Regions from separate parts of the Homo sapiens genome. Here region 2 is linked to region 1. Evidence: read pairs that join two places in POLR2A ChIA-PET (ENCODE). Cell type or tissue: GM12878. All regions are shown on one strand. Region 1 overlaps CBLB (Cbl proto-oncogene B). Region 2 overlaps CBLB (Cbl proto-oncogene B).

Region 1 (2,500 bases):
AGTGGACATTAAAATTTCAAAATTGCTATAACAGAGGTGCTGTTGGGGTAGTTTCTTAGTTGTATATGGGTCGTATATTGTATATGGGAATCTTTTTATGGTACACATCTGTTTTCATCAAATAGGTGAGTAGTATTCGGGCATTACCTTATACCTTCTTTAAAGAATTTTCATCCATTGCTTTAATAATTATATTATGCCAGCTCTATTTAATATAATTAAATTTTTTTTTAAAATTTCCTGTTGTATCAACCTGAAACTACTTTGACTAGCATTTTGGCTGCAACCTTCTTTTCTTAACTGTTCAGTATCCCTCTGTGTATTTTTATTTGGTTCCCTTAATTGGAAATAATTTAAAAAACATAATGTGTGACTTTCTTGCTTACTCTTGAATAACATTTAAACTTCAGCCTCACTTGTCTAATTTCAGTTCTGAGGTATGTTCTACTTGTTGCCTCCTCAAATTGCTTTGCCTTCCTGAAAAGTTTTTCTTTTGATTCTACATATTTTCAGGGGAGGGATAAAGATCTAAGCATAAATATCACCTCCTTAGATGGGTCTTTTTTGACCATCCTATCAAATAGGTTGTCACAGTTAGTATTGTGAATATTTTCTGATGATTTATTTTCTCCCCCAACAAATTTTAACTGTCTTTCAAAGTATAATTGAAGTTCTCATTCTTGAAGCATTTTCTGAATAATCAAGTGCTAGAACTTGAGCATTTTTTAGCTTTTACTTTTTGTCAGAACATTGTAGTTGGTGGTGTAGAGACAGTTCTATCTTGATGCTTCAGGTTCTCATTTCTACTTGAGGGAAGCTCACAATTTTCAGGAATCACGGAGGATGGCATTTGAGCCCGCCTGGCGGTCTGAGCCCACCTGGAGATCCCCATCCTTTCAATGGGGAAATGTATTTGAGCTATTCCCCAAGCTAATGCTCAGGTAGGAGATACAGGCAGGAAAAGATGTCATGGAAGATATTTTAAAGGAATGGGAGTATACGCCTAGCTTAGAATACAATATGTGAAAGCATATTGTATTGTGGTTCTTTGGTGCTGGATATCTCAGGAGTGGAGGAATTGAAGGATTGTGTTTTCATTTTTACACTTTTTCTCTTCTGCTCTTCTGATTTTTCAACCATGAACATGGTTATGTGTATGGTCTGGTTTGGGGGAAGTATATATCAGAAAAAATAAAACAAGAAAGGAAGTTACTCTGGTTACCATGCAATTTCGTATTTAAATGACAAGGTTTTGCATTTTGGATATTTCATGTCAGCCGTGTCTCCTCAGCTAAGTTCTAGTCACTTAGAAGTTTGGTGTCACTGAATTATAATTTTGGTGCTTCCCATGTTTTATATTTACACTAGACTACATGCTATATGGACAATGTGCAATCAGTTAATATCTGAATGAATGAATTGACCAACTTTTGAGAACAGAGTTTGACATAAATTTGGTGGTTTTTGGTTCATTGTGCTTTAATTGAAGGAGAAGTAGACATTGTACTTCACATTAGGCTACTCTTTAGATAAGCTTTCCATTACATGGCATGTGTCTTACTTTCTTACTTGATAATGGCTCTGTTTCTGAAATTATATAAACAGATTTTTACTGTTTTTAAACTTTACAACTTAATATTAGACTGTAAATTATTTACTTATTTATTGGAAACAAACTTTTAGATACAGAAATTGGTCTTTTAAGACAACAACAAAAAATACCTAGTTTTTAATCTGGCTCCTGTCTTTCATGACTAAGTCTGACTGATCTTTCTTGTTATATGATGCTTTATAAGATTGATTCTGTATCCGGGTTACCAACGCTTCCTGTAACAGAAGAAAAACATTCAGATCCTTATAGTGCTGAGTCAGGGGAAATTATTACATACAACAAAGGAAAAGTCTTTGATAGGAAATATTGCTTCTGGTAGGAAATTAAGTACAGAGTACAAGGATCTAAATGTCTGTCATATAAACAATGGGCAATCTTATTAGGCAATTTTGGACACCTATTACGTGGCTTTATTTATTTATTAATAGTAGGCTTTTCTCATCATGGTTCATGGGGATTTGTAAGGTAACGATACCCTGGACAGCCTTCCAAGATGTTTTGATGTTGGCAGCAATGCATTACTGGGGCAGGGGCAGGGGAGGAGGTAGAAAGTGTGATAACTCTGCATCACTCCTTCTTCTTTGTTCTCATTTATAACACCTAAGGCATTGGAATTCCCCAGAGTAAGAATTCTAGTGAAAAGGGAAGCAAATAAAATACATCTGACAGTTGGGATCCTTGGGTTTATACATGTGCTGACTAATTACATATGAAATGAGATATCCCCTTAAATTAAAACTATTTGAAGATACCACTTCAAATATATGTAATAGATGATTTACACTTCTTATCATGGCTTTCAATAGCAAGAATTTCTCTTGCAGTAGGATAATTAACTAGAAATATAAAGAAATGTTTCAAAAGTATAATAATGTAGAAGAAAAATAG
Region 2 (2,500 bases), 120 kb after region 1:
TATTTGGTCTGCATTTTTATACACAATGGAAGTAGTAGTGATTAAGAGGAACAGTGGACAAATCAGTAAGTGATAATTAGCACAGTTCACAGTCTTAGAATTTAAACCTGAGCCAGGGGATTGGCTCTATGTTTGTTTGTTATTATTGTTTTACCCCAACAGCTCCCTTTATCACCTATCACATGTAGAAAAAGATAAATGGCCTGGGTGATTTGAGCTGGGGATTAGAACTGTGGAAGAAAGCCCAGAAAAGGGTGGAGGAAATGGCTGATAAGGAGTCAATTTAGGGGATAATATGAACTGGTGGGCTAAAGATGAATTCCCACATTCAGGTCCCAGCTATAGAGGCATTTGAATTACCTGGTGATTACCTGTACAGGGGAAAAGTCTGTTACTCTAGAATTTAGTCTTTTAAAATGCAAAAATAAAAATAAAAAATGCAGCTATTACAAAAAGACAGCATTGTCTTTTAAAGGAGAAATAATTTTGGTCTACATTGAATTGATGTACTTTGTTTTTTTTTATTTTCAGAAGGATAAAAAAGAGCAGACTTTTTATTCTTTAAAGTGAGCTGATAAATTTTGATGTCCTGAATTTTTAATATCTCATCCAATAAATTAATTATGGACTGGATTGTGCAACATTGTGCTAGATTTCCTTTTTTTCCGTAGACTTTCAAATAGGAAGGAAAAAACACAATTTGTGATGACTCAAATAAATTAAAAGTGACCTTCTATATGAACATTACCTACTAAAAATGTTTACAAATCTTCATAGTGTTTGAATTTTACCAGCAATGAAAGTTAAGGCAAAGCTTCAGTACACTAACTGCATAATTGTTTTTAAAAATAGTAAAAGGTTCAGCAAAGAATAATGCATTACTATCAAAAGAGCATTGTTAAATTATCTACTCTTAGGTAGGAATTTTACTCTAATTTAGGAGAACTCAGGAAAATGAGGTTTGGTGAGTTTAGTACATATAATCAATAAAGATGAAAGATATTTTTTTTCTTCACATACTCTCCATAAAATCCTTCTAACTAAGCCAACTTACAGATACTGTGTAGCTTCTAAATGAATTAATTCTTCAAAAGGACAGTACATAATCACCTTCAGAACACAGTATGAATTGCGCTAAGCAAGATATGCTTCCAATTACATTCACAAAGCTTCAGAGAGCCTGCTCGTCTGGAAGTATCTAAAAGTTCAAGGTTATTACTTTGCCACACACATTGGTTTGGATGTCTGTTCTGAGGATTTTCATTATACTCTTTCAGTATCCAACAGGCTCTTCAACACATCTGAAATCAAATTTACCCCATTTAAACATGCTAGAAATTTACTAACTGCTTAAATATTAGTAATTAATCCAATCTAGGGTGAAAGTCAAGTCCTAATACTGATAATGGGCTGTTAGCTCTATCACAATTCTGTGTCTTGTTTCAGTTAATGAGAGAAGTAGGAAAATATTTGCAGAAAAAAAGTGCTTGGAGGAGCACAGGTCTCATTCAGCAGTCTTTGCAGTGTGTACATCTAGCCCTGAAAAGTGTTTTTGCAAGTAACTAAAGAACTGTGCATTCTTTCTATATATAAAAAAATATATTGTTTGGGCTAGAAACAGTATTGATAGCTTTGCTTCTTGATTCTTCTTTGTAAAGGAGAGTAGCCATATCAACAAAGCATTTTTTTCAGGTAATAGCTTTTCTAGTTCTCAGAGAATATAATTTATCCTAATAGGAATGGTGGAGAATTAGATGTCCTGTGACAATTGCTGATCTACAGTGTCAAGATGCTGTGATGCAAATAGCTTTACATGAGGAATTTTTTCTGATCTATGATGATTTTGGGATTAGTTTTGCTCCAGAAGGTTCAAATTTATGGAACATGTGAGGCCCTGTGACTTTCTGGGTAGAACTATTCTTTTGTTAAGAATCACTGGCTGTACTCAAGTCAGTTTGTGACTATAGAGATTCTTTATTTTCTCCTTCAGTGACAATTGAATTTTTTTGACTTACCATAACCGAGCTAAAAGAAATGAAAAAGAATCATTAATTTTTAAAAAAGAAATGTTTCTAAAAATTGTAATGTAAAATTATGTTGAATTTTGTTGAATGATTTTGTTATTCGGCACCAACAGAGACAAAGACTTTGCAGTTTAGTAATGTCATGACAATATTCAGGCATATCGGAGGTATAGTCTTCTGTTTAGCTACTCAGATTTATTTATTTTATTATTTTTTTAGAGACAGGGTCTTGCTCTGTTGCCCAGGCTGGAGTGCAGTGGTACGATTATAGCTTACTGTAGAGTCAAACTCCTGGGCTCAAGGAATCCTCCTACCTTAGCCTCTTGAGTCGTGGGACTGGAGGCGTGTATCACCACACCATTCTAATTTAAAAAAAATAAAAAATTAGTAAAGAGGAGGTCTTGCCATGTTGCCCAGGCTAGTCTCAAACTCCTGGCTTCAAGCAGTCCTCCTGCCTTGGCCTCCCAAAGTGCTGG

Evidence for each region. ChIA-PET counts read pairs that join two places held together with the same protein. Peaks named below come from ENCODE experiments on the same cell type or tissue, not always from the same donor. Only the 100,000 strongest peaks of a DNase experiment are listed, where the experiment ranks them.
Region 2: POLR2A ChIA-PET joins it to region 1 with 5 read pairs; 3 of 35 experiments call an interaction of 5 or more read pairs at or near these places.

Annotation. Positions count from the first base shown.
Region 1 is chr3:105,829,760-105,832,259 of GRCh38, reverse strand. The region is part of intron 3 of CBLB (Cbl proto-oncogene B); the gene reads left to right. Among named protein-coding and RNA genes, the nearest start is that of CBLB, 38 kb to the left of the region's middle. In GM12878, no CTCF peak of the experiment used is centred here; no DNase peak of the experiment used is centred here; H3K27ac peaks cover 987 bases.
Region 2 is chr3:105,705,884-105,708,383 of GRCh38, reverse strand. All of the region lies in intron 10 of CBLB (Cbl proto-oncogene B), which reads left to right. Among named protein-coding and RNA genes, the nearest start is that of CBLB, 160 kb to the left of the region's middle. In GM12878, no CTCF peak of the experiment used is centred here; no DNase peak of the experiment used is centred here.